2 separate regions of the Mus musculus genome follow, and region 1 is linked to region 2. A link is a loop called in an ENCODE intact Hi-C map of the cell type or tissue named here. Cell type or tissue: heart. All regions are shown on one strand. Links, peaks and the distances in the headings refer to the core of each region. The heading gives the core; the rest is flanking DNA.

Region 1 (9,194 bases), core at 1,548-6,547, 200 kb after region 2:
AGAGATGGGCAGATCTAGCTGGCAAGGTGAACCCTGAGCTGTGGAGATGAGGGTGAGCCCAGCACACTGACCACCCCTGGATTCTAGCTCTTGCTTTTTCTTCTCGTGGCTAGGGTGGGCACTTGGAAAGGCTTGGGTGAGATGCTGGTGACAATGGCAGATAAATAGTCCCAGACCCAGCATAGCCACCCATCCCTCACCTGGAGACCGAGGAGGTTCTTCTTTGCATGATTATATCAGTAGTGCAAAGTGGATCCAGCCCCAACATGTGATCCACAACCCTTCCATGCCATGATGCTAACTCCACATGGCTAAGGAGGCAGAGACCTTGGCTGTCACCCTGTGCCCTCAGGCTTTGTGCTGGTTCTGGATGGTCACTTGGGAAGCCAAAGCCCACAGGAGGGTCCTTGTTCATGTGCCTGTTCATGTGACCATCACTTCTCACGCCCAGAAATCTGTAAATCAATGTGAAGAACAAGCAATGCCCGGCTTCGTTCACATTTGTGGACCATGCCAAGGCATCCTGGGTGATTACTCCTGGAAGCAGCTTTAGTTTCTCTCTTCTCTCTTCCTCACTGCTCCTCTCTCATCTTCTCTCTCTCCTTCTCCTTCTCCACTCTCTTTCCTGTGTCTTTCTCTCTTCTCTCTTTCCGCTCTGTTTATCTTTCCTCTGCCCCTACCTCTCTCCTTTATCTCTGTCTCCCTTTCCTGATCTGTCTCTTCCCTTTCTTTCTCCTCTTTCATCCCCCTCTTCTGTTTCTTCTCTCTCCCTCTTTCTTCCTCCCCTTCATCCCTCCCTATCCTCTTTCCCTCTCTATCTTTCCTCTCTCCCTCCTCCCTTCTCTTCTTTTCCTCTTTTCTGTCTTTTCTCTCTCTCTTCCCCTCTGTCTTTTTCTTCCTCTCTCTTTCCCTCCCTCTCCTCCTCCCTCTCTTCTCTTTCCATCTTTCCTCTCTTCTCCCCCATACTCCCCCTCCTTCTCTTTCCCTGTCTTTCCTCTCTCTGCTAAGTCTGACCTCTCTGCCCCCTGTGTCTCTGACTTTCCCTCTCCCTGCCTCTCCCCCTCCCCCTCCCCACTCTCCCATGATTAATTCTGGTGGAACATGGAACTCAAACAATAAAGAGAGTGGGACCAGCTGGGTCTTATCTGCCTTTGTCTTCTTCTACAGGAATGACCATTTAATAGTCTGTGAATTCCTTACGTCTTTGTTCTTAACCTGAACCCCTGGGAAGACAGCAGACTAGGTGCCAGGCTCCTTAAGGCACCCCACCTGCAGAACTGCCTTTGTACCTTTGAAGTAGGTAAGAACCCCATGAGAGCTAAGGAGTGATAGATGAGAGCTCCACTGAATTCTGTGGGCCTTGGAGTTAAGGCAGTCTCTGCTACTTCTCAGCTCTGTAACACTGAACCAGCACTTCTCCTCATATCTGCCCTGGTTTCCACATGAGTGACTAACTGCGGTACAGCAGGAGCTTAGCCCGGAGCCTGGCACAAGCTGATGTTCAGTGGAGCAACTTGCTCCCAACTCTTCCTGCACTCACAACTGGGAGTGGGGTTCAGAAGCAGCACCCTCCTGTCCTGCCCTGGTAGGGAAATGGCCAATCAAAGTGAAGCATCATAGGCCAGGAAAGAATGTGAGCCCTGGAAGCCTGCAGAACCAGGCTCTGCCACAACCTGAGACAGACTTCACACTTTGGAGCTTCTGCTTCCTCAGCTGAAGAAGGTGGAGATGGTGTGCTCAAATATAGAAGTGAGGATACATGTCCCGCAAAGGCGCCAAATGCAGAGTCCTGAGACTATGATCCATGACTGGATGGATCAGCATACCCTCATCTCCTTCCTGCCCCCACACCCAGAAGAACCTGCAACCTAGAAGACCCACTGTGGGCATCCCCAGAACCTGTCTGCTTCCTGCGGGCAGTCGTGCTCCCAGGCAGGGCCACCAAGTGGAGACAAGGGTGGCATCAGAGTGTCAGACTCTGATTTGATGTGGAAAAGTAGAAGTGTTTCACTGTGTAATGAGGCTCTAGGCCTCTGCTGGGGATATGGAGCCATTCTGCCCTGCCTGTTGATCAGGAAGCCAGCCACAGGAGCCCATTGAGTCTGTCTAGCAACAGAGTCAAATGTGTCCTGAGCCACTTTTTCTGATCTTGGCTTCTCTGTAGTTTTGGATTTAGTGGGATCCATGAAGGTCCCTCTCTCTTGGGTGCCTATCCTGTCCATTCTCAGGAAATAAATGGCTCAAAGCTGGTCTATGTGGCATGTCCTATGGAGACTTCTGATCTTGGTTGATGCCTGAGTAAAGAGGGCTCATTGCTGAGCAAACTTCCAATTAATCTCCATGTACACTGAACACTAGGTTACACAAGAATGGGCCAACATCCCACAGGGAATCCTGCTCAGAGTCTCCTTACTAACCCTAACCCTAATCCTAACCTTAAACCTAACCCTAACCCTAAACCTAACCCTAAACTTAACCCCAACCCTTTAGCCCCAACCCTAACCCTAACCCCAACCCTCTAGCCCCAACCTTAACCCTAACACTAACCCTAACCCCAACCCTCTAGCCCTAACCCTCTAACCCTAACCCTCTAGCCCCAACCTTAACCCCAACCCTAACCCTAACCCTAACCCCTAACCCTAACCCTAACCCCAACCTAACCCTAACCCCAACCCCAACCCCAACCCCAACCCCAACCCCAAGTCTAACCCTAACCCTAACCCTAACCTTAACCCTAACCCTAAACTTAACCCTAACCCTCTAGCCTCAACCCTAACCCCAACCCCAACCCTCTAGCCCCAACTTTAACCCTAATCCTAATCCTCTAGCCCTAACCCTCTAGCCCTAAACTTAACCTTCTAGCCCTAACCCCAACACTAACCCTAACCCTCTAGCCGTAAACCTAACCCTAACCCCAACCCTCTAGCCCTAACCCTCTAACCCTAACCCTCTAGCCCCAACCTTAACCCCAACCCTAACCCTAACCCTAACCCCAACCCTAACCCTTAACCCTAACCCTAACCCTAACCCTTAACCCTAACCCTAACCCTAACCCTAACCCTAACCCCAACCCTAACCCTGATTTTCTCTGAAGAGTCAGAAAGAAGTCAGAAGTCAGATGAACCTGACTTGGCCTCCTCCCTGCCCTGTTTCTCTTGCTGTCTCTCCCAATGCATGTGACCCAGCTGGTTACTGTAGCACCCCAGCCCCGACCTCCATCAGGACCTGTAATACACTCCATATCCTTCTGACGCTCTACTGGCCCCCAGGAATGGTCACCATTCACATGAACCAACTTGGTGGCTCTAGGATGATGTCCTCCCTCACTTCAAGTCCCCACTCTCTCCTGAGGAGCAGAGACCCAACATGAAAGCCAGACCCCTCCTCCCCCACCCAGCTGAGCCCCATGAGTCTGCATTCTCACAAGAGCAGAATTCACAGATCATACACTCTGGCCCCATAGTCACCATCTTCATCTCACACCCCTTTCCTGTCCCATTGTGCCTCTGTCTTGCTGTCTCTCCTCTCTCTGTCTATGTCTGTGGTTTTGTCTCTGTTTCACCACAGTCTCTGTGTGTCTCTCTACTTGTGTCTCTGTCTCCATGTCTTTCTGTCTTTGTCTATCTCTGTATCTGTGTATTATGTCTCTGATTTGACTATGTCTGTCTTTGTCTCTGTCTCAGTGTCTCTGTCTTGTCTCTTTCTATGTCTGTGTTGTCTCTCTGTCTTGTGTGTCTACCTCTCTCTCTGTCTATCTCTGTGCCCGTGTCCCTGTCTGTCTGTCTGTCTTTGTCTCTGTCTGTCTCACTTTCTGTTTTGTCTCTTTATGTCTTGTGTGTCTATCTCTCTCTATGTCTGTCTCTTTGTCTGTACCCCTGTCTGTCTTTCTCTGTTTATGTCTCTGTCTTTCTCTATGTCTGTCTGTCTCTGCATCATGTGTCCCTGATCTGTCTCTCTATGTTTGTCTCCATGTTCTCGTGTTCTCTCTCTCTCTCTCTCTCTCTCTCTCTCTCTCTCTCTCTCTCTCTCTCTCTGTGTGTGTGTGTGTGTCTCAGCATCTGTGTGCCCAGTCTTGCTCCCCCCTTCCCCCACTAAGCCGCCAAGCCCCACAGCCACCCCAACCAGACCACTGCATGGGACATGGGCCCTAAATGGAAATACAAACATCCTCAAGACGGGAGGCAAAGGCTATTTGACACCCAGATGCCTATCCAGGTGGCCTTGCAGAGGGAGAGGCTGAGGGTGTGAAGTCTGGAGTGAAATGGTCACAAGCATGGGCACCAGGCAGTGAAGGAGGCAGGACGGACATGTCTCTGGAGAACACCAAGCATCCTCTAGCATGCAGGCCTGGCCACTCAGCCTTCAGGCAGCTGATGGAGGAGAGCCTCACATCAGGCAGTACAGAGTGCTAAGCAAACAAATGAAGAGGCTCAAGGCGGCCATGACTCTCTTGCCCTAGGTCCTAGCTTTATTTCTATTGCTGTAATAATCAATGAACAGAGGAACTGAAAGAGAAAATGGTTAATTTACTTAACCACCCTGATCTAGTCCATCACGAAGGGAAGCCGAGGCAGGACCCTGGAGGCAGGAACGGAAGCAGAGGCCATGGTGGGACACTGTTATTGACTTGGTCAGTTTTGTTAGTTTCTTTCTTTGTTTTTCTTATCCAAACCCATGACACATAGTGGGCTGGGCCCTTCTGCATCAATCATTAATCAAGAAAATGCCCCACAGACGTGCCTACAGGCCAGTCTAATGACACCCAAGCCTGTGTCATGCTGACAAAGAAGCAAAGAGAACTTCCCAACAAGGAAACATCTAACCTGCCGTCTGAAGGAAGCCATTGAGGATCTGAACCAGAGGGTCCCAGTGAGGGACAAAGGTGACCGTAAGATGGGAAAACCAACCAACCAACCAAACAAATAAAGCAAGCGAGTGACTAAGTGTCGTAGGATTCCCATTGCTGTAATGAAACACCATGACCAAGGCATCCCTTGTAAGGGCAACATTTAATTGGAGCTGGCTTACAGGTTCTGAGATTCAGCCCGTTATCATAGCAGGAAGCATGGCAGCGTCCAATCAGGCATGGTGCTGGAGGAGCTGAGAGTTCTATATCTTGTACCAAAAGCAAACAGGAGAAAACTGTCTTGCAAGCAGCTAGGAGGAAGGTCTCAAAGCCCACTCCCACAATAACACACTTCCTCCAACAAGGTCACACCTCCTAATAGTGCCATTCCCTGAGCCAAGCATATTCAAACCACCACACACCTGCACAGTCTTAAGTAAGTAAGAAAGAAAAAAAAAGCCAGATGTGATGGCATGCACCGTAATCCTAGCACCTCAAAGGCTGAGGCAGGTACATCTCTGAGCTGGGGGATCAACTTTATCTATAGAGTGAGTTTTAGGACAGCCAGGTCTACACAGGGAAACCCTGATTTAAAAGACAACTACAACAACAAGAAAACAAACAGAAAAATAAATGAATAAATCTTTTTTTTTTTAAATATGAAGACCAGGAAGTGGGTGGCCATGGCTGTGAACTCTGGGTAGTTGGGTGGTCAAGTCACAGGATCTGCTGCTGGGCTGGATGTGAGGACTCTGGGAGCCAAGCTGAGCCCAGTAAGCGTAGTTCCCGGAACAGGAAGAACAAACTCACTGTTGATGGGAATGGGAAAGAGCAGGGCAGAGTCAACTTGGTGGGCTGAAGACCTTGGAGTTTAGTCCAAGAGAGCTGCCTGCTGCAGGCCAGCTGTGCACAGAACTCATGGACGAGACTGTGCAGGTGTGAGAGGATGTAGGTGCTGAGGAGAGGGAGGAGTAGCCACAGGGAGCACCTCAATCTTTAAAGATGGCTGGTTGGTGAGACCACAAGGGGGAGGGCTAAGAGGACCTGAGAGTATAGAAGGGAAAACTATGCCCAGGCCAGAAGCAGTCATGGGTCCATGGAATAGGTGTGGCCACTGTGGAGACACTACTGATAAAGCCATTGCTAGATTGTGAATATCACTGGTAACCTTGTCCAGAGCCACCCTGAGGAGCAAGATGTGCCACCAACAAGAACAAAGGAGTGGCAACAAGCTCAGTCTGCGATGACCAGTAGCTCCACACAAGGCACTAAGAGGTGAACATGGCTGGTGCTGGCAGGAAAAGCAGACTCTGTGCTGAAGGCAGGCTATGTGTTAGTGCTGATAGAAGTGGAGGACAGGTTCACAGAGACAAAAGGTTGGTTCACTAAGGAGGAAGTTGAGGAAGACCTTGCTTGTGATCAGATTGGAGATAGAGCGAGGCATGAGGCTCCCCAGAGGGCTCTCAGTTAGGTTTCCCCATAAGAGAAAGAACACAGAGTTGGGGCGGATGAGGTGGACGTCAGTGGGAAGAAAGGTTGAGCAATTTCTAGGAGCCCCTGAGCTCCCTGAGTTAGGAAGCCGGGATATCAAAGTGGGCTTCCTGCCTGCTCTGCTGTCTGTAAGCAGGGGATGGTGGGTGGGAAGCTGAGCTTAACACAGCTGGTGTGATCAGGACAAGAAAGGTGGAGATTAGCCAGGGCTTGCTATACCATTGCTGGGTAGGACAAGAAGAATGCAGAGGCTCAGAAGAATGGCAGCATCCCAGGCCTCCCTCAGGCCGAGGGTTTAATAGGAGCACAAAGGTTATTATTGCTTCACGTCCCATCCAGAAGAAGGGCTAAGGATTGCAAATTGGGGTGATGGGCTGAGTCTTCGTGACTGAGACTGTCAATCCTGCAGTAACAGCACAGGACACACAAGAGTGAATGCAGACACCACGTCATTCTCTGATGGCTTCCAGATAGAAACAACTGGTCATAATGCCCAAGATGTTGTCCTTAGTATGAGTCTGCCATTGGCCCTCTCTCCAGACTGCCCTAGGCACAGTGCCTGTCAAATAGTGCATTCCCAATAAGCAAATGTCATTCATGAGACACCACTCAACAAGCTTGGTCAGAGGACACAGTGCAGTGACCTGGGATAGCAGATTGCATGGGGTACCCAGCTCAATTGCACCACGTTATTGGGAAGCTGGCCATCTGAAGGCTCTGGTCTTGGCTCTGGTGGCAGGACACATCGAAGCTGGACAGCTGGGGAGGTTTCAGGCCCCATTTGTTAGGAAATTCAAAGAGAGGACAGGGAGTTAGTGCTGTTGCCTTGGTAACACACTGTCACGTTATAACGAGGCTCAGTGGTAGCAGGAAGCCTGGCTTAAAGGAGTACAAAACATATCGATTCTCCGGGTATCCTGAGGAGACACACCAGGAAAGCTGGCTGGTCCATCAGAAAGACAGCGGGTGAGGTAGTTAGGAAGCTAGGAAGTGGGGCGGACCAAGCCAGTCCAGTGCTCAGTAACCCTGGTGGCTGGGAACCACTGAGTTGTGTCTGAGACAGCTCAGGGTTTCAAGGCTGGCACAGAAAGGTTGGGTCTGCCTGACACGGTAGCCCTTGGACCTACACCTTTCCAGACAGGAAAGCCTTGTGTCCAGAGAGTTGCATGAGGTGTGGCAACCTGGAGGACCCTGCTTCCACCCCAACACAGAAACTGAGCCAAGCAACAAAAGTACAAGGTTAGAGGAGGGGCAGGAGTGAAACACTGGAGGCCGGAGGAAGGAGGAACTGAGCACACTAGCTGCTAGCCTTCAACACAGGTGACGGTCCAAATGAGCATGTAGGATGCCATCTCCATAGATCTTTCCCCGTGATGACGAACTCCAGGGTAGCCAGTGACGTTGGCTCTGCGTAATTATGTCCTGGCTTTATATTCAGCTAAAGTGTAATGCGGTTGGCCTCTGTGTCTGCAGGTCCCCAAGTCCACAGATGGAAAATAGCTTGCAGGAATGGGAGGCTGCAGAAGTGAGCTAGATGATACATTATAATAACTGTTTATACAGTTTTACATTACACTGAGTATTAGCAACAATCTAGAGGCGATTTGACTGGAAGTATGTGGGAGGAAATACAAGTATTATGCATCAATTAATTTTTTTTTTTAAAATTCACAAATTAAAATAAGACTAGAGAGACTCAACTGTTAAGAGCAGTTCTACTCTTTCAGAGGCCTGGGGTTAGGCTCCCAGCAACCTTCCCAGGTGGCGTACAACCACCCATAAGTCTTAGAGATCTGACACCCTCTTCTGGTCTCCAATGGGTACTTCCATGCTCTCCTGCACAGACACATATTATTACAAATAATACAAATAAAAATTTAAAATTAAAATAAACAAAACCAGAAACATTGATTAAAATAAGCAAGGAAATAAACTATCCAAGAAAAATGTGTCCATGTTGTAGACACAGCACACCATTGTGCCACGGGACGCAGTTTCCAGACTGAATGGCCAAGTGACAATCTCACTCTCTTCTCCTGTTTCAAGCCATCCCTGAGTGCCAGGCAGGGCTGTGTTTGGCCCTCACCAGTGTCTTTGCTCCACTAGGTTGGCACAGAGTGGCGAACTGACCATCACTCTATTGACAGGGATGGGAGGGACACCTAGGGATGACCAGCGAGAATCACAGCAGCTCCTGAGAAGCAGACTTGGATCAGAAGCCAGGCTAGGTGGCTGTAAAGACAACAAATTCTCAATTATCTGTTTATATGCATGAGAGAATGAACATGCAGGGACTGAGTGCTACCTCAGTGGTCCCAGGGGTGGGCTTTCTTGATGTTTTCTTCATTGTATTACATGTTTTTTTTTTAAAGTCGTACAATAAATGACTATGTTTGGGTTTGGGGAAGGAGGAGTGTGTGTGTGTGTGTGTGTGTGTGTGTGTGTGTGTTTGTGTGTGTGTGTGTGTGTGTGTGTGTGTGTGTTTCTGTGACAGAACTCAGGGCCCTGTGCATGCTCTATCATTGAGGTACAGCTCTATACAATGTAAGTAACTTAAAAAAAAAAACAGTTTTATCCAACACTAATGCCGACTCCACAACTTTCTCCCATTCACAGTACTCGCTGTTCTTCCAGGAGACCTGTGTTCAGTTCTCAGTGCCCACACCAGGGGGATCACAGTCACCTGTGTGACTCCAGCTCCAGGGGAACCAGTACCCTTTTCTAGCCTCTGTGGGGACTCTCATACATGGTACACACATTCACACTCACTCACACACACAGACACACACATTCATGCACACATACACATAAATTAAAATAAACCTGAAGTGATCAAGTCAAAGGTTTGGGGTCTATT
Region 2 (9,194 bases), core at 1,520-6,519:
TCTCCCTGAGGCTCTAACCACAGGGTCAGCCTGCTCCAGCAGAGCCTCTGCTGTATTGTGGAGGATGTAATTAGTCCAGGCACAGGTAGGTGAGACACGGTCAGAGGACACAGGTACCTCTGCAGGGCCACCTCTCATCTTTGCTCAGTTTCTCTGGACTCAGGGACCCTCTGGGATGTGACTGAAGCAATTTGAAGTGCTGAGGCACTCAGTCAGGTGACAAGATGGCCTTCTTTCTGCTCTAACTGCCTGCCCTTAGTTTCCCCAAACAGCCAGTTGCTGTGTTTGGCAGACATTGTGTGGCCCTTGCTGGTCCTGGAAGTCAGGATCCAGAAGTCTTGTCTAAGTTCATTATCCTGTGGGTTCATTCTGTGAAGAGGGCAGAGCTGGGGGGTTGGGACATAAATACTGCTAAGGTAGAAGGCCTCTTTCTGAGCAGGTGGCTAACTAATGAAGACCTTCTCTATTGTGACAGGGGCACCCTGGAAAAGAAGGTCCTCCAGGAGAGAAAGGAGGCCAGGTGGGTACCCACAGCACCCTGCCTCAGCAGCCAGTCTCTGTATTGGTCTCCTAAGACCAATGGGGTCTGGGGGCATGGGGTGAGGGAGAGGCAGTGCCTGGACTGTAAGCTTCAGTCAGTCATGGGAAAGGGCTTTTGACTACTGAAGGATGCCATCTCCCTAGACAGGATACCCTTGTTCCCCTCAGCTGAAAAGTGTCTCACCTCAAGGTCCCCAGGAGGGAGACATGTTATTTCAATGACCCTGTTTTTTCTTGACCCAGGGCTATGTTTCCTTATATTACATAGCAACAACTCCCCCCAATCCCTCTGGGCCTCCTGAAGCTGGACACAGCATCTGACTGTCCTCAGATATTTTTGCTTTTTGAAAGGCATCACCCACTACCTCCATCATCAGCATCAGTACCAGTGAGGACCACAAGGCAGGGCCTCCTGCATCTCCCACAAGGCTAGGGTCCCACAGTGGTTGCCCAGGTACTCACACCTGAAAATAGCTAATGTTCTTTCACTTTGATCTTAGGGTCCTCCTGGCCCCCAGGGTCCCATTGGCTACCCCGGTCCACGAGGAGTCAAGGTAAGAGGGACTCTGCAGCTCTGGGTCTTCATAGAAGTCAAGGTGGGAAGGATGTATGTCCCTGGCTGGTTCCTGGCAGCTTCTCTGTTGTTAAGCCCTGCTCCAGGCACTCTAGAGTAGCCTAGTTCCCCAGTTCAGTATGCACATGCTGGGACCTCAGACAGCATGTCTGAGCAGGTGAGGATCTTGCCTGCCAGCTAGGGGACAGACTGCTACAGGATGAGGGATTACCTCCTAGACAGCTTGTGAAGAAGTGGGGACACTGTACTGGCCACCCTCTTGTGTTTACCATTTGTTCATACCAGGCTGACCTCTGGAGCCTTTCATGGATGTGGATCTTGTGAGGCAGGGGCATGGCCAGCCTAGGGAAGCTCAGAAACAGTCCTTTGAGCTACTGGCATGTTGGAAGAGGAAAAAGACTAGTATGTCCTCTCAAATCCCCAGCAGGCAGGGTTCGTGAGAGATGTCCATTTGTTTACAATCGTGTTTCTGCTGGTAGAAATTCCTGGAACCTTGTTAAGTGGGGCACAGAGTGCCAGAGCAATATTGAGAGCAAGGTCCCCTTTGTCCCTTCAGCACTAACTGAGTTTGCTCTGAGCTGCATGATTTAATCTTGAGTTCCACGGTTCCTGGGGCGAAGGCACATTCCTGTGTAGAAGATGAGCGTCTTATCGACAGGGTCTCTTCCTTCACCATACAGGGACTTTGCAATATCTCAAAGCTCCAGTCTCTTTCCCCACCCCAGCACCCGGCAAAAATGATAACAGCCCCTTCCTTCAAACTGACATGAAGGGGAACAGAGGTGTGCCCCCCTGTGAGTGTGCATATATGCAGAAGCACACCACAAAGCAACTTCAGTTTGAAGAATTTATATAAACATGACCCAGGCCGCTGCCCCACCCATGTACCTTGTGGTACTTTCTGTCCAGCATTGATGCAGACCCAAAGTATACAGCTGCCCTGGGTTGTGGAGGGTGGGGAGCTCACAACCTCCGTGTTCAGAGACTGTCTGGAATCCCTCCAAACATGGTACCCGCGTCTAGACTTGAACCCAAATGGCCCTGTTTCTGTGCCTCAGAAACCCTGACATCCTAGTTTCAAGAGTGACCTCTCGAAGATGGCAGCCTTAGGCAGGTCAGGTTCCTCCTGAAGCTTGCTTTTCCTGACACTGTGCCTACTGAAGGCTGGGAGGGAGATAACTGAGCAGCAGCGCTGATTATAGGAGCTCTACGTGTGTTTATCTTACAAATTTCTGTCTCCTACCCCAAGCCTTTGGCAGCTCCTATACATGGCTAATTGCGTAAGGCTTCCTCTGCAAGCTGAAAGGTGTTTACTTTAAAATGTTTATGGAGAATGCTCTTATCTATCGATCTGGTTCAAATTCACTCAGAACATGAGCAATCCAGTTAAGACTTGGAAGCAGAGAGGGAAGCAAGCATTAAGACAGTTTTCACAAGAGCAAGAGATAGTACTGCCCCGTGTGCTCTTGAGAACTGACGTGGTGTTGGCCACCTCATGAGTGCCAGGCTCACGGGCACAGCAGAGGTAGGTGTGGGAGCTGTCACCATTAGGGTAGAGAGATCTGATTATTTCCTACCCAGGCTTCTTCCAAGATGGGGTTCTCTCATGGCCTGTCTGCTATAAGAAAAATCCCACAATCTAGGGTTTTGTAATAGAGACTGGAAGTTCAAGGTCAAGGTGCAAGCAGATCATCATTTGGTTAGGGTCGCTTTCTCCTTCACAGCCTGGCTCTTCTCACTGCAGCCTCATAAGGTGGAAAGAGCAGACAGCCTCTCTCACCCCGCTCCCCTACTTCCCACCAAGAGTTGAACTCGGGGCTTGCCCACATCCCCTGGGCACTCTACCACCAAACTAAATAACCCCCTTATTTTTAATCGTTGTTTTGAGGAAGAATCTCACTAAGTTGCCTAGGTGTCTGGTCTTAAACTCATGCTCCTTCTGCTGCAGGGTCATGAGCAGTTGGGTTTGCAGGTCTGTGTCAGCTTCAGGGTCATGAGCAGTTGGGTTTGCAGGTCTGTGTCAGCTTCAGGGTCATGAGCATTGAGTTTGCAGGTCTGTGTCAGCTTCAGGGTCATGAGCAGTTGGGTTTGCAGGTCTGTGTCAGCAGGCCTGAACCTGAGAGATCATCTCTGCTGGGTTCTTCTGTTTATGTTTCTCTCCACCACAGAGATGCCTGGAAGAGTGTGGTGGGTGGGGCTCTAGGTCTCTCCTATGGAGACTTCTAGATATCCAGAAGGCATCTCAGGCAAAAAACAGTGCCCAGAAACCATTGGTTCCAAGGCAGCTGTCCAGACAGGGCACATTGTACCTTCCTGAATCTGTTGGACCACAGATGTTCTTCAACTCCTGTTACTTAGGTGCATGTGGCAAGCCTTGCTCACGGACTCTGTGTAGACATGTCATGATATCTCCATGTCTGCTCTACGCTCCTCTTCATTTTTCAGTTTGCTGCCCAACATTGACTCAGGTTTGAGCAAGCACAGAGCAGACTCCCTAGAGTCAGCACTCCTTCCTTAGAGCCATTCCATCCATGGCTGCTTTCAAGGGCCAGGATCCTAATGGGCTGGGCACCTATGCTGTCAACCCACATCCATTTATTTGGTGTTGGGATGAGTGAGCAAGAGCTGCTCTGACCCAGCTGCTATCCAGATCCATCCTGTTCAGCAGCTGTCCTCTTGCCCCTCCATTCTTCATTCTAAGCTGTGCATCATGGGATACTGAGTAAGGATGTTGTCAACCATGGGCTTGTCTCTTGATGCTCCAAGCCCTCCTTCCTTCCAGTGGTTGAGATCTCAGGGTACCTGTCCACCTGGCTTATAGCTCCTACCTTCCTGTGTCAAAGCTCAGATCTCAGCCCTGACTCCTGGGTCTGTATGTCTCCATTCCAAAGAGCTTCTTTCTAAAGCTCTTCCCAGCCCCAACCTCGGAACTACCAAGCCTATGTGGATCTCTGGCCAGCAGAGGGCAGCTGGTGGCACCTGGGTCTAGAAGGTGGCTCAGGCCCAGGCTGCAGCCTCAATCATGAAGAAACTGAGCCTTGTGACTCCTCTGCGGTCCTAGGCAGAGGTGGCTTGAGGCAACTCCTGGAGTCAACAGTGAGTCCATGTAGGTAAATGTCACCCCTCTCAGGAGCCCAAGGTCAGAAGGCATGGGCGGTTAAGCTGTGGCTCCATCTGTTACTAGGTTTTATGACTTCGCCTCTGACAACAGAGGGACTGGGACCATTGATAATAGAAGAAAGGGGGCCTGCTGTGTGTCCTTAGAGCTGTGTCTAACAGGGATTCCATGTCCACCCTGGGCTGAGGCCAGCCATACTCATTGTGACATTAGTTGGTGCAATACCATGTCACCTTTCAATGATAATGCAGAATTAACACAAACAGCCAGTGCACAGCATTTTTCTACTGGATGTCCAGTATGCACAGGGCACTGCCCTGAGGACTTTCAGATCACCCTTTTTCAAACAGTAGAGATAGGCTAGAGTCCTTGTCAATCCACTTCCAGATAAGAAAACAGGCATGCAGAAGTCTGGGACATCTTCAGAGGCCACAGAAAGGGTCAGGATCTTAACTCGCCGGCCTGCATTGAGTTTTTCCTAGCTGCAGGATTGGGGGACTCTTCCTAGAACAGGCAGGCATGCTAGCCTGGGAAACTGTTGGCAGGGCTTTGGGCCGTTAGAAAGGCAATATCAGGCCTTTGAGTAATTTGGGCAGGGGAAAGTATGGATGTTTGTGCAGAGGCCAGGGTAGGAGTTAAGGACAGTGGGGGCCTCACATGAGCTCCTGTCAATCAATGAGAGAACAGGAAGTACCCCTCCCTCCAGAGATGGAGGTATGTTGGATGAGGACTCATCTAAGGCTGGTCCATACTGCCTGTGGGAGCTGTTCCCTCTTGGGCTGTGCGTGTTTGTGATCACTCTCTATTCTTGCTTGCACAGGGGGCAGATGGCATCCGAGGTCTGAAGGGCACCAAGGGGGAGAAGGTAAGAATCTATCCCCTTGAGGGTGGGCTGTCTCAGTGTGGTACAGGACTCAATGGGGTTGCCTCCGAATGTGGAGGGGAATTGATGCCGTCCTGGTCCTAAAGGAGACTGGGGATCATGACACTGTCAGCATCTCCTGGGCTGGCCCAGAGCATCTACCTAGGAGGCCCTAGGGTGGCCACATGGCTGTATCCACATACCTTCGTCCCCCAAGTCTCTCCCTGCGGGTCCTTTGCAGGCAACAGTCCTCATGGTAGTCAGTTCTCACCTGAGAGGCCCAGAATTCCTACACAGAGTCTATCTAGTTTTACAGTCCAGTCTCAGGCTTAGAGCCAAGGCATGTGAAGGCACGTGCAGCCCGGTGACACTTAGCATATAAGCCACAATGTAGAATGTGGTACTGCCTGCCATGTTCAAGGCTGTATATCAGGCCTATGTGGATCATCTTGGTTAATACAAAGCTAAATAATGACACCCTGAATCACATAGTCAGAGTGCCCAGTACCCCTGGCAGAAGAGATATCCCGAGCCTTGTGGAACTGTGCAGCAGCCAGCCACTTCTGTCCCTCCATTTGGTGGTAAGAGGCCTGGCATTTGGATGGGATCCGACCATTTGAGCTCCATCCTATTGGCTGTAACTACTGGGTGTGGTTGCCCTTTGTGTCAGGCTGTGGCATTCCCTGTGGAATCTAAAGGCTATGAGAACAGACCTGACACCCGCATCTGCTTATGCTTGGAAGGTATACATTGCTTCTCACTGGGTACCTGTGGACAGTTTTTTGCCTCCATTACTGACTGATCTGATAGCCTGAAAACTATTCTCTAAAGACTGCTTTAAGGGCTATGGTTGGGGACATCTCAAGGTAGAGCCTGTGTGGTCTACCTTGAACTTCAGGGTGCTAACCACCTGGCCACCCTTTGGGAAGATCAGGCCAAAAGGTCTTCCATTTTCCACTATTTCTAGAGCACCTCTCCCTGATAGAGTAGAATCCTAGATCTCCTTCTGCAGGATCAGGAGAATGGGTTTGTCTTTTGAACAATTCAGCCAAGAACATACATACATGGACCTCATAGGGGTTTAGGGAAAAAGCGAGTTCTCTTAGGAGCAGATGCCCACTTGCTCCTCAGAAGGACTCTTTCCAAGCCCTCTGTCCCAGATTTCCCATTCTTTTGGGACACTTTACTACTGGACGGTCCTTCTGAGGATGGTTTCCAGAGCCTCGGCTTTATTACTTTATCTTGTCTTGTTTGTCTTCACGAGACAGGATGTGTCCCGTTACATACTTGGAAGGATATGACTGGGTTACCTGATGATGGTGCCTTACCAGGGAAGTTCCTGGGCTGTTCCAAACGACCCAGGAAGGCAGATTAAGAGGGCTCTAGGGAGAGGGGTGCCCGAGGATCTGTGGGTTTAATACATTGTGCGTACTGTAGCAGGTCTAAGGGATGGGTAAAGGCCTGTGGTATGCAGGCCTCCTTCTGTGCAGGCTGTATGTTTCCTCCCTGGGCAGCTCTCCTGCTCCTGTCCTGGGCTGGGGCTCCGTGTTGTGCAGGCCCATTGTGAGTGGACAGTAGTGTGGTGGAGTGGAGTTCTCTGTAGACTGATGTTTTCTTTGTTTCTGTTCAGGGTGAAGACGGCTTCCCTGGGTTTAAAGGCGACATGGGAATAAAGGGTGACCGGGTGAGTGTCCTGGGCCTAGGATTTGGGCCAGGGACAAGCAGAGTGAGTTTGGGGACCTGCATGAAAGCTTCGGGTATTCGGGACCACAGAGCAGCTTATCAGAAGGGAGACAAACACTTCTGCAAAATCCTGGTCTGAGGACAGAATGTCTGGAGCCCAGGGCCTCTGTGCAGTGCTCTCTAGCCTGCTCCTCAGTCTCCACTCCAAAGCCGGGGTTGCTCTCACCTGTGTTAACTCCAAGGACAGCTGTGGCTACTGTCACTCTACCCTGAGTGTTGGACAGGTGCCTTAGTGAGGACTGGGGACCCTGGATTACAGAGAAATTTGATTTCAGAGGATGAAGAGGAAAGACTGGGTGGAAACACTCCAGGCAGGCCCATAAGCAAGCCCCTGTCCAAGGTGTAGTGGATGGCTAGCAGAACTATGCGCTGTTGAGGATCTGCAGTCCCTCCTGCAACCCTCCTGAGGGTTTGCTCATCTCCTGGATGCACCCAAGTCACATTTGAAGCCCATACAAGCCCAACACCCTGCCCTCTGCTGCTCTGCCATGGGTGAAGCCCACAGCCCAAACACTCTGGTGTCTGCTGCTGGGCCATGGGTGAAGCCCCCCACAGCCTGGCTGTTTTCTGATACATTGTCCGTCCCAGCTCCAGGGAAAGCTGTTGGTACAGAAAAGGGTGTGGCTTGCTCAGGTCAGGGGTTGGGGAGGGTACTACTGCCCAGCACAGCAAGCACAATGAACCAGGGGTTAACAGTGACACTGAGGGCGGCTTCTAGGAGCTGATCTATAAAGTCGCCTATTAGCTCCTGCTGAGAAGTTTCCCCACATCTTCAGAATAACTCAGAGCCTGACAGAAGGTGACACACTGTGCGCCTGGTAGCCCAGCTGTTGCACACACCTGAGTGCCGTCTATCTGTTAATTCTGGCCTGTTGTCTGCTTGTATAATTATCTTCATAGCAGGCCCTGAAAGCACCTTTGCCCAACATCCCAGAACAAGAGGGCCTATATACTTGACACTTTGCCACAACCCGATGGGGAATGTCTGAAGCCACCTGCTTGTCTGTCAGAAGAGAAGAATATAAAAGGGACTTGGTGTTCTCTTATGCTGCCACTGATGGTGACTGCTCCCGGTCTCCTCCAAGTGAAGGATTCTCAGTGCCTCTGGCTGAGGGGCAGAAGTCCCTTTGACTCCCTCTTTCTGCTGACCTGGCACAGACCATTAGAGTTCACTTAACTGAGGCATGTGTGGTGGTGCATGCCAATAATCAGTGGCAGGAGACAGAGGCAGGAGGATAGATATGGGTTTGCAGCCAGTTTGGTGTTTATAAAGAGACTAGTTGGAGATGATTTAGAAATGGGAGATAGGAGTTGATAGGTAGACAGACAGACAGACAGACATAGCGAATCACACAAAAGACACTTCCTGGGAGCACAGATCAGTTTTCAGTAGATGACGGTGAGCTAGGGAAGCAGGTGCTATGGTTTGCTTTCTCTACAAACAGAGCTTTGCTCTGGGCTTTCTGTGGGTGCTCAGATGTGACTACCTAAAGGATTAATGGGCTATAGGAGTGCCTCCCAAGGACAGGGGGAGGGCTTCTTAGCCCTGCAGTTGGTGCTCAAGAGCTCGGATGTCACTTGTCTCTGAGCAGTCTGTTTTGATGTGAGGGCCATCCATCTGTCTGCAGCTGCTCTTGGAAGCAGGTAGTCACTGGAGGACTCAGGCATCAGTTGCCGGGAGCTCCAGAGATGCTATTTGGAGATGAGCACAGTGCTTCTGCGGCCCGAGTGGGTTGAAGTCCCTCTTGGTTTAGGCATAGACTTCATGCCTGCAACTAAGGACACTGGATGAAGTCTCTGGGTCTCCCGGGTGTGGGTATAGCTGGCTTACTCCCAGTTGGGGAGAGGTCCCCTTGATGCCTCCTGAGGCTTCAGAAGAAGGTGAATGTGGGGACTGTGACAGTTGGGTCTGGATCAGCTAAGGAACATTCCTGGGTAGGTCTTTGAGGTCCTTTGTCCTGGAGTGATTATTATTCCTTTAGAGAATCCAGAGTAATACAGGGGCAGAGCCATTCACAGCCATTATTGCTAACCAGTTATTTTAGCCAGGAGTCCCTTACCTAGACAGGGGAGTCAGGAAGCAGAGATGGCAGCTATGGTGGCACTCGGTGCAGAGGGTTGACAGCGGTCCAGCTACACCTTGGATTTGCCACTGGTTTTCAAAGAGAGGCCAGGGGAATACGGCTCAGGCTGCACTGCAAGCACAGCATGCCTGTTTGATAGCCATACTCCAAGGTGGTAGGAGGGGTCAGTTGGGGGTGGAGCCTGGGAAGGATCACCCTAACCTCCTCTTTTCTGATTGCAGGGGGAAATCGGCCCACCTGGTCCCCGAGGAGAAGATGGTCCTGAAGGTCCAA

The links. Peaks named below come from ENCODE experiments on the same cell type or tissue, not always from the same donor. Only the 100,000 strongest peaks of a DNase experiment are listed, where the experiment ranks them.
Region 1: it touches region 2 in a loop (2.0-fold over the local background); 7 of 42 quality-filtered maps call a loop at or near these places.

The regions. Positions count from the first base shown.
Region 1 is chr2:28,181,576-28,190,769 of GRCm38, forward strand. No RefSeq gene overlaps it. Among named protein-coding and RNA genes, the nearest start is that of Olfm1, 20 kb to the right of the region's middle. In heart, for the core only: no CTCF peak of the experiment used is centred there; no DNase peak of the experiment used is centred there; H3K27me3 peaks cover 425 bases.
Region 2 is chr2:27,979,997-27,989,190 of GRCm38, forward strand. Col5a1 (collagen, type V, alpha 1) reads left to right here. Exons shown (of 66, transcript NM_015734.2): 26 at 476-520; 27 at 1,041-1,094; 28 at 5,053-5,097; 29 at 6,725-6,778; 30 at 9,143-9,194. Among named protein-coding and RNA genes, the nearest start is that of Gm13372, 48 kb to the right of the region's middle. In heart, for the core only: a CTCF peak has its summit at 4,072 (motif pointing right); a DNase peak (open chromatin) is centred at 4,094; H3K27ac peaks cover 4,217 bases.